Linked DNA regions of Homo sapiens: region 2 is linked to region 1. The links are chromatin loops, found by intact Hi-C in ENCODE. Cell type or tissue: sigmoid colon. All regions are shown on one strand. Each heading gives the region's core, and the rest is flanking DNA. Links, peaks and the distances in the headings are about the cores only. Region 1 overlaps SGMS2 (sphingomyelin synthase 2). Region 2 overlaps HADH (hydroxyacyl-CoA dehydrogenase).

Region 1 (5,381 bases), core at 174-5,173:
TGTTCAGCTGGACTAAAGACATTCAGACCCATGATGCCCATTCAGATACCCATGAGGCAATGGTACAGTGGCAGAGCCCTTCCCTTTTGAAGACAGGATCCTCCGTCATCCACTGGGAAGCCTGCCTCAGGCTGAGGACTCAGGTCATGAAGCACAGGGGCTGATGTTAGGACAACGTTCTTCTCACAAAAATATAAAGTGAAAAATGACTTGTGGGATTTTTTTATCCTTTTTTTGATCAAGATTGAATGAAATAATCAGCTTACACATTCACTATTAAATGTAATTAACTGTATGAGAACACTTTGGACATTTTCAAGATAGAGTTTTTTGAAAATCTAGTCATAGAGAAAATAGTTCATGCCCGTATTGTCAAAATACCTTCAGATGGTCCTCAAATAAACCCTGCTTATATACCGTGGGCTAAATGTGTTGTCACATTTCCCTATGTGTCTAATTATGTAATGTCACCTTGGCTCATTAGTTAATTCCTCTGTTACTGTGGCTTGCTTATTCCTTTCATATGTTCTCAAGAAAGGGTTTTAATGCAGTGAGTTGACTGAAAATACAGACAGGTTCATTCTCTGGCAAAGAGTGCTTTTGAGGAGAGGTGACTATGTAGACTCTTCGTCTACTTTAGTTCCCCCACCCCACACACACACATCCTTTGGAAGCCAAACCACCTAGATTTATTGCAGTATGTGAATCTTCATTTCTGAAAACTGTGGTGCAAATCTCTCCATGAAACTGTAGGGATGGGCAACTCAAAAGTAAGCCTTTAAACTCTGTGAAACTGTGGTTTGTTTGTTAATGCCATTCTGTACTGATTATTCTTTATCCTGTTAAACATTGTTTTATTTTTCATTAGGAGTAAAACCAACCAGTAAACTTGTTTTTCCCCATCCCTATTTTTTCTTTTAGGTCAATAGTGGGACGCAGATTCTGTTTTATTATTGGAACTTTATACCTGTATCGCTGCATTACAATGTATGTTACTACTCTACCTGTGCCTGGAATGCATTTCCAGTGTGCTCCAAAGGTCAGTACCTCCAAACTGCCACTTAGAAGAAATCAGGCAAACAGTTATTGATCACTTACCCTGTATTATACATTCTTCTAGACACTTCCCTATGTGTTAGCTGAAATCTAGCATCTTTTCTATTTTCTATTTAGATTTGAGGGGAAGAAATTAAAATGTATTTATAAAATATATACCTTTTGTGCTAAAAAAATGTATTTTCTGTTAACTGAAAATTACCATTGGGGGTTTGACTCTGCTTTTTTACCTTCTCATTTACTTATTCATTAATGCTTTCATTCTACAGGCATTAAGCTTATGTACCAGGGATTGTAGTAACCCAAACAATGTCCCTCTTCTGGAGCTTATATTCTATTGAGGGATGACAAATTATAAACAAATTCATAATTTGTCACATGCTGATAAGTCAGGTGATTGTCAGGTGATTGTCACAAGCAGAACAGCAAAGCTGAGTAAGGTGAAAGGGTGCTTGAGGGTTCTATTTGATATAGAGGTCAGGAAAGCCTTCTTTAATAACGAGGCATTTGGGCAGGAACCAAGACAAGGAAGTGAGCCATGTGGACGGCATGAGAGCTGCAGGCTAAAACATTGCTTATTCACAGTGGGTTAAAGGAAGAGTAGGGAGGCCGGTGTCTCAGAGTGGAGTTGTGAAGGGTTGGGGTGTGCAGACCACAGATCACATAGGGTCTTGCAGCCTAGTATAGGAACTTTAGCCTTAGTGGTAGCAGTGGAAATAATGAGAAGTTGTTCAGTTCGGGATATAGGATATGCTAATAAGTTGGATATGGGTTTGACAGAAAGAAGTCAAGGATGACCCCAAGGTTCTTTAGCAGCTGGAAAGAGAGAGTGGCCTTTGACTGAGATAGTGTGTGAGGATGTCTTCTGAAACCATCCTAAGAAGGAATTACAGTTTATCCAGGAAGAGCGAGTTCTTGAGAGAGCTGTTAATCATCTCGGACTTCAGTGCACCCTGGTTTACAAAATGGAAAATTACAAATCATGTGCTTTCTGGACAAAGGAATGAAGTCTAACATCATATTTTACTGAACACTAAGCAGATGTCTGAGGTGAAAGAAAAATCAAGCTTCTCTGAAGACGTCCACAGTCTCCCTCACCAAATATAGGTGTGGTTTGGAGAAGCTATACTTTTCCAAAGCCATCAAAGCAGAAAATATCTGTAATTAAAACTGTGCATATTGAATTTAAACACTGGCCGATTTTAGTGAAGCTAATTTAAGGCGTGGGAGAAGTTCAGAAGTGTAATAAACACTTCTAAGGGGCTATTGCAATGTGTTAAATGGAGAAATGGCCACAGAAAAGAAGGCAAACCCATCTTAGTAACGGATGAGGTTTGCAGGATGAATTGCTATGATTACAGAAAGAAAGTAAATTAAAGATTGTCCTCTGTGGAAGAGTTGCAATCTTTGGAAGCCACATCAGTGCCGTTGGATAGCCAAGCTACAAATAGTCATAGTGGAACCTCTAGTAACATCCTTACTAATCATCTCCCAGGTTCACTTGTCGGGACCCCTTCCTGAAGCATAAGCAAGCCATATATGCCTGAATCATGGTTCAGTAAAACAAACACAAATCACTTAGTTTGACTAGAGGTGAGGTGCTTTTACAGAACAGGCATCAGAGTTGTGTTCTAAATTTGGTTCATCTGCTGGCTTTGGGTGCTGCTTAGATTTTTATGGTTACAAAGCTATTACAAAATCTTGTCTCCTGTGTTGCTGACTCTATAGGAATGTCCTTCATGAGTATAAGCATGGCAGAACTTTGTATGTGGAAGCCACTCACTATGGAAAAGTGTCATATCTGTTATAGTAATTGATGCCTGTACAACTTGTAACTCACCAGACATGCTTACAAGAGCCAACACAGTGAAAGCTTTGCTTTCCTAGTTTTCCAGTTGCCTGCTCCCTTATGTATCCTATGGTTCACTTTTAATTTTTTGCTTATAATTTGCTTCAACCTCCAACCCAAGTTTTGATTTACAGTCAGACAATCTGTGTTCTTCAAAGTGTGTTTACATAAGTGTTGGCCCCATTATTATAAAAGGATTATGTGAAATGATTTAGCTTTGCAAACCTATTTTTCCACATACAAGAATGTTTGGCTGGGAGAGCAACATTCCCTTCCCTGAGAAAGCTTTCTAGGGCGAGCTATCCCTCATCTTGGCCATAGGTGGCCAAACACTTACCTCCTTCTTCTTCTTTTTTTTTTTTTTCTGAGATGAGTTTTGCTCTTATTGCCCAGGCTAGAGTGCAATGGCGCAATCTTGGCTCACCGCAACCTCCACCTCCCAGGTTCAAGTGATTCTCCTGCCTCAGCCTCCCAAGTAGCTGGGATTACAGGCATGTGCCACCATACCTGGCTAATTTTGTTTTTTCCTTTTTTTTTTTTAGTAGAGACAGGGTTTCTCCATATTGGTCAGATTGATCTTGAACTCCTGACCTCAGATACTTACCTTCTTAATGGAAGAAACAGTGTAGATGATAAGCTTTCCTTTTTGGCAGCAGCCAAGTTGGTCTCTCCTGTACCTAATGTGCCACCCATTGCACTCCAGTCTGGGTGAAAGAGCAAGACCCTGTCTCAAAAAAAAAAAAGGTCTTTCTGTATTTCTCTTCCATGTATTCTATTACATGATTTTTTTTTCTGAGCATTGTTCTTTGATTTTCTCAATTTGCTTTATACTTATCTGATCTGAATCCCCCACCCTATCTAGCCCCTCAATAATTCAGTATTCCAATTTTCTATGCCTACAGTTTGGACCAACTCCTTCCAGTATGATTAAATTGTAATGGGGTACAAACCTCTCTGGCCCCTGGCCTAGCCCAGCGTTGTTTCTCACTGTCATCACAGTGGCTTTGCAGGGCTGCTGCACCTTGTCCAGAGGAGCTCTCCCAGCCTCCTGCCGTAGCACACAGGCTATTTCTTTAGGGGATGTTTTTCCTAATCAAAGCTACTCATTTTTAAAGCTGCCAGTACATCCCTAATCCATCATTTTCAAACCTATTTAAATTATTTAATGAGTTGCAACTCCTCTTCTTAATTGTAAATGTTTTGATCAGACATTAATGCAGCTATATATCTGTCCACTTTAGGCTGCCCACCTAATACAAGATACCAATACACTGCAGAGAATATTGGTAATGTGGTATGCAGCTGAATCAAATATTAACCATTCAAAACCCTCACTTCCCCCTGCAAAAAGAAAGTAGCTTTGATCTGCTTTTTAGCACGTAGCTGTGGTGAAGTCATTGGTTATTAATATTTTTAAAAGCTTTGCCCAAGGACACACCACCACCAAGACATATTATTAGTAACATATTGAATAATTTAAAACGTCAATAAAGCTTGCCAATAAATGAATAAAACCCAGTTTGAGGAGCTTCTCCTTGGATTCTTTTTGACTTTCTAGGTTAAAAAGAAAAAAAAAATCACAACCTGGTGTCCTTTCTAAGAGTCACACAATTAGACTGAAACATGATTTTAGCCACTTGTAAATTCCCTTCTTAATCTTCTTGTGTCATTCAGCTCAATGGAGACTCTCAGGCAAAAGTTCAACGGATTCTACGATTGATTTCTGGTGGTGGATTGTCCATAACTGGATCACATATCTTATGTGGAGACTTCCTCTTCAGCGGTCACACGGTTACGCTGACACTGACTTATTTGTTCATCAAAGAATGTAAGTAATAGCCCATTCCCACTGAACTGATAGCTGTAGTGGGAGGGATCCCTGGGCCCTGAAATTGATAGGAGCCCTTATTCTCTTGGGATTGATAAGCTGTGAAAGAGACGGATGTGTGTGTATATATGTATGTGAATGTGAATGTGTGTGTGTGCGTGTGTGTCTGTATATATATAAAATATAAAATTTCAACTAGTCATATGTGATTTGAACCCTGAAGGCTTAAAACCTGGCCCTGGCTTCTCTCTAGCATTTAACATGCCTCTAAAACATCTCCCTTCTTGGTTAGTACTTCTTAAGGTATGAAAAGCTATCTTAATATTGGAATTAATTGTTAATTTTATTGCAAAAAGGATTGGTACATTCTAAAGACAGATGTAATGACCTTTGAATTATTTGTAGGACACTTCCATTCTAGCATTCCAAATAATTCGGTTAATGTGTTCCCCTTTTTAAAACATTTCCAAGTCCCACTTTATTCTAATTTCATCATCATCTAGCACTTTCTGTGCTTTCATAGGAGTCTTCATGGACCATTTTGCCAATACCGATTATTTTCTTCTCAATAAGAAATGTGGTGGCAAGAAATAAAAATCTCTTTCTATATTTGTATGCTTAGTTCACATTATACAAAATCCTTGGGTT
Region 2 (5,381 bases), core at 134-5,133, 96 kb after region 1:
CTCTGGGTGAGGTTGGAGATACTGTCATTCCTAGAGGGTAGAAGAGGTAGGGCTCACAGGCAACAGAAAATAATGCTATGGGATATGTTTGGACATTTTTTAGAGCAGAAATGGCACTTCAGTCAGTCAGGTTTTGGCATTTTCCTGCCATGTTCTGCCTCCAGCTTTAATCACTTGCCCCTTGCTTGAGTTTCTTCTTTCTTCCCCTCTCCCTTCTCTCTTATCTGTGGTAGGCACACACACCTCACTCTCTAGTTCTCCTGGGACCACAGGAAGATAATGTGGATGTTCTCTGTGGCTCCCCCTGTTATATTCATGATGTTATTATTTCTGGTAGTGGTATTCTAATCTCAAAAGTACAGGCTATGAGGTCCCTGCCAGGGTTTAGATGCTAGCCTTCCTATCCTGCCTTTAGGAACCTTGGGCAAATCACTTAACTCCTCTCTGCCTCTTTACTTACCTGGGAATAATGAGACTCACCTGACAGCTGTGAAAGTTAAATGAACTAATATACAAGCTCCTAGAATAGCATTAGTGTGTTTGATAGTAACTGTCTGATAAATATTAGCTGCTTTCACATAGACCCATCAGACCTGATCTAGTGAGGATTTCTCTTAGATTGTCTTCACTGTCGGAAGAGTTTTGATATAGGGAGTTCCAGCAATTCTAAAGATGTTAAGACTTATTTATGTGGGTTGTTGAGAAAGATAGTGTACCATTTACTGGTTTTTGTAGAGCTAAAACCACTCTACAAAATATGACACTTTATTCTGTTCAAAGAATTTTGATTTATTTAATTTCATGTGACCATTACAATAATCACCCCTGCAGAGATGGTTCCTGGGGTCAATGGTCAGAGGCAGAGCTGGGGTTAGAACTTGAGTTCTCTTCTGTTCTGCTGCCTGTAAATCCCCAAGCCTGAATTCAGTTCTGCCTGCACCTCTGGCAAGTGCTGTATTGTGGGGAGAAGTGTGGCATCCATGGCAGGGGATCCTCTGTGGCTCTCTGGAATCAGTACATCCCAGGTTGACGTCTCCTTGGCTCTGGACTCAAAGTTAGTCTACCTGCTGGTCGTCTACATCAGGGTGCTGTGCTGCCATCCTTCTGCCCATGGTAGACTCAAACTCACCTGCCAAGATCTAATTCATTATTTCCCCTCCAGCTTTTTCCAGAGAGCTTGCCCCTCCTGTTGCTGCAGTTGTTCTTCCAGCCACATGTACTCTGAAGATGGGATCACAATCAGTGTCTCCATACCAGAAAAGGCTCTGTAACTTTTTGGTCATGGGAGAGCTCTTTCCTCTGCCCTCTCCTTTGCAGTTCCTAGACCAGGTGTGTTAACCTGAATTGTCATGGGAGCCTCTTAATTGGTCCTTTCAGCAAAAACTAAAAGAAAAAACCCACTCATCATGGCAAACATTGTCATATTAGTCTTCCTGGAGAGGCATTTGGATTTATAACTCTCCTCTACCCGGAAAGTGTCCATCATAGCAACATCTTCCAGGGATTCTTAAATATAACGATGCTGTTGACATGTCTGGTTATCCCTTTACCTTTTCAGAATTTGTGGGAGGTGAGAAGTCTGGGAGAGGTTATCTGGGTTATTATGAAACCTACACACTTACTGAATTAAAAAAAAACTATGTAACACAATTCTAGTCTAAAAATGGGCGCACACTTTCTTTGCCTTTTAGAAATACTTTTTGAAATGTAAAATTCGAAGTCTAATAAAGGAGTCTGTCCAATTAATTTAACTGTTTGAAGAAAAAAACCAGTCCAGGCATGGTGGCTTACGCCTGTAATCCCATCACTTTGGGAGGCTGAGGCGAGCAGATCACTTGAAGTCAGGAGTTCGAGACTAGCCTGGCCAACAAAGTTAAACCCTGTCTCTACTAAAAATACAAAAATTAGCTGAGCATGGTGACACATGCCTGCAGTCCCAGCTATTCAGGAGACTGAGGTGGAAGAATTGCTTGAACCCAGGAGGCGGAGGATGCAGTGAGCCAAGATCACACCACTACACTGCAGCCTGGCCAACAGAGCAAGACTCCTTCTCAAAAAAAAAAAAAAAAAGAACAAACCAGCTGGTTGTGGTGGTGGTGGTTGACATCCTCAACAGAACAGCTTTTGCTAATTGTTGAAGTCAGGGAAGACAACTTGTGCTGATGGCAGAGTTCAAGACATTACACAACCAGAGACAATCATAAACCCAGAAATGCCAGCCCTGAGAGATGCAACTGATGTATGACTTTTTTCCTCTCTGGATCAAACCATGACAACCGTAAAAGGCAGGCCTTGCTGTTAAGGCGCTGCAGCCTCTGAAGCACAGTTGGCCTCAGGGAGCTCTGACTCAGTCTACTTATTCTGGGGATCTGAAGAAAGTCAGAAATCATGTGTGGTAGATAGTTTGCATAACTTTGGGATTTTCCAGAGAGAGGATGAAAACGGTGGCCCTCCTTGTAATGTCTAGGCACATGGGACATCCAGTGGAACTGTTGAGGGAGGAGATGGGAGGGAGACCAGTCACCAGACCAGTTGATGTAGGTCTCATAGACTCACCACTCAAGTTGTGCTTCGGAGAAAGCTGCTTCAAATCTTCTTGATACATTTACAAAGATAAATAAATCCAGTGTGCTTCTGCTTGGCATGTTTACTTGGTCCTGTGGTCAGAGTGCTCTGGGGCTTTGACAAATGTGCTAGTCACTTAGCCTATTTTTACAACTCTGAAGCAGCCGTGTCTAAAAATATTTCCTCTCTGGCTGAGCCTGCCTTCCACCAGGCCTAGAAAAGTCATGGAGCTGAGGACATAGCCTTCAAATATTTTTTTTTCCATTGCAGACTGCTTGTCCTCAAGGTCTTACCAGCATGTAGGTCACTGTAATATAAAACATGAGTTCTCAATGGATTGATTTAAATTGTGGTCACTCAAACTGCCAGGAAGAGTCCTCCTCATTTGTTGTAAAAATAACAGATGTCTATGAAAGGAGAAGAAGAAGGCCTTTCTTTTTTTGCAGTTCATTTCTCCACTGCCTTCTCCATCCCAGAAAGTTGGCGGTAACTTGGGTGTTACTGAATTACTCAGGAGAATGAATTGTACTTGTTTCTCTGTAGTTATTTTCTAAATAAGAGGTTACGTTATCAGGAGAGGCCATCAGCTACAGCAGTGGAAAGAGCCACCAGGTCTCATCTTGACTTTACCAACAAATGTCTTTATTCAGTCAACATTCCCTGAGGGCCAGCCACAGCCAGGCAGGGTCTAGGTTCTCAGTGTACAAAGATGAATGACATTTGGTCAGGAGCCTACAGTAGAGGAGTTCAGATTACTATAACACAGTTTGGTAGGTGCTGTGGTACACAGATGCAGGGATGTTACAGGGCATATGGGGGACATCTAGCTTAGGGCTGAGAGGATCTTGGGGAGTAGGCTTACTAACTGGAAATGATTGTTTTGTTTTGTTTTGAGACAGAGTCTCTCTCTATCACCCAGGCTAGAGTGCAGAGGCGTGATCTTGGCTCACTGCAGTGTCCACCTCCCAGGTTCAAGCAATTCTTCTGCCTCAGCCTCCTGAGGAGCTGGCATTGCAGGCGTGCACCACCATGCCTGGCTAATTTTTGTATTTTTAGTAGAGACAGGGTTTCACCATGTTGGTCAGGCTGGTCTCTAACTCCCGACCTCATGATCTGCCCGCCTTAGCCTCCCAAAGTCCTGGGATTGCAAGTGTGAGCTACCGCGCCCGGCTGATTTTTAGGCTTAGTTAATAGGTGAAGTTGGGGAGAAGGTGAGGCCAAGAGAAGGGCTGGAGTTGAGAGGCAGATGTAGGGAGCTACTGGCCTTGTGGTGGTGTTAAGACTGTCATGCATGAGGCAATAGTTGTGTTCTTTTTGTTTTTTTGTTTTTTTTTCTTAGTAATAGCCATCCTAATGGGTATGAGATCAGAGGTTTTTAACATTATACTGTGATGGACATTAGAGATTTCATGAATCTCCTTCATGGTTCCCGAAAGGTTGGTAAAGATTCCTTCTCTGACCTTTGTTGTACATATTGGTCTTCAATATGCATTCTTATGGAAAAAGGTGTTCATGGCTAAAACATTTGAGAGCCGCCACACTGAATGATCTCTGGGTTGTCTTCCTCCTCTCAAAATTGATGATCCTGATTATCTGTAGCTAATAAGCCTGAACAATAAATGCTTTCGCCAATCTCTTAAAGTAGTTGAGAAGCTAGGTGTGTTAGTTTCCCTTCTGTGATAGAGAAGAAACCTGTGTTGGAGAGCAGTGAGCTTATGTGTCTGTGGCCATCTCTGACCTGATTCACACATGTGCCCCTCACAGACAGGCACAGACACAGGGTTGGCATGCCTCTAGCCTTACAGCCTCTTGGATGAAAGGTATAAGACACATTCACATGTTGGAGTGAATTAAGCACACATCCATTTTGAAATCACAGGGCTGGATACCACTTAAAGAATATTGATCTTGCATTGGGCAACGCATAGCAACTGCCCTACATTTCCCCTTTTACCTAGCGTCACAACCACCAGTACTAGAAAGCAGTTAATCTGCTCACCAAAATAACAGAGAGAGACTTTAGTGGCATTTTTTCCACTTGGTAATTGACTAGACTCTGGCTATTAGCTCCTTTTTTTTCCTTACTATCCTTTTCAAACTAATAACGTGACTTCTCATAATTTTAAAGTAACTTGATGCTTACACAAAGTTTATCATAAAGGTTTCTAGCAACAAAACCAGTCATGACTTCTTGAGAACTTATTTCTAAAATAATTTACAAATTGAGACTTATGAAAAAATAGCTCTGTCATTCAAGTGTTCATTTCATGAGTATGAAATATCTCCCTTGTGCTAGACATCAGGCCAGGTAAAAAGTAAGATGTGATTGCTGCTCTTGAGAAACCTACTGTCTAGTGGAAGAAATACAGGTATGAACAACTAATTGTAATGAAGGCACAGACAGCCTACCTGTCATATCTGGGATTTGATCTGAAACAGATGAAAGTTATAATAGTTTACATACCTTACCTTAAAGTATGGTTTTTAAATACTTAAGATGTGATATGACATATAGTGTGTATATATATCTTATGCTAAGGAAAAAGGGACATTAAAAAAGCTTATGTTAAAAGATATATGTATACATTGTACTGCCTGTATGTTTGTGAAATTTGTATTTACTGGAAATTCTCATTGGCCTGTAGATAGGAGTGTTCCTAAGCACCCTATATTGGGATTTGTGGTAACAGCAGCTTGACAACCTGAAGTGGATGATGCAACAGCACTTTTGAAAGGTCTCTCCGTACTATCTTGATTTCATCATCTAAAGTTGGTGTTGGCAAAGAGAAGATAAGTGTTTAGGGTGTTGGATATCC

What was found. A loop is a pair of places that touch in the nucleus more often than their neighbours do. Peaks named below come from ENCODE experiments on the same cell type or tissue, not always from the same donor. Only the 100,000 strongest peaks of a DNase experiment are listed, where the experiment ranks them.
Region 2: it touches region 1 in a loop (12-fold over the local background); 3 of 110 quality-filtered maps call a loop at or near these places.

What each region holds. Positions count from the first base shown.
Region 1 is chr4:107,898,654-107,904,034 of GRCh38, forward strand. It overlaps SGMS2 (sphingomyelin synthase 2), which reads left to right. Exons shown (of 7, transcript NM_001375905.1): 4 at 922-1,039; 5 at 4,580-4,733. All of the region lies in intron 1 of CYP2U1-AS1 (CYP2U1 and SGMS2 antisense RNA 1), which reads right to left. LOC107986298 (a long non-coding RNA gene) reads right to left here. Exons shown (of 2, transcript XR_001741784.2): 2 at 5,058-5,381. Among named protein-coding and RNA genes, the nearest start is that of CYP2U1, 30 kb to the right of the region's middle. In sigmoid colon, for the core only: a CTCF peak has its summit at 3,224; no DNase peak of the experiment used is centred there.
Region 2 is chr4:107,994,841-108,000,221 of GRCh38, forward strand. The region is part of intron 1 of HADH (hydroxyacyl-CoA dehydrogenase); the gene reads left to right. Among named protein-coding and RNA genes, the nearest start is that of HADH, 7.6 kb to the left of the region's middle. In sigmoid colon, for the core only: no CTCF peak of the experiment used is centred there; DNase peaks (open chromatin) are centred at 2,301 and 2,701; H3K27ac peaks cover 802 bases.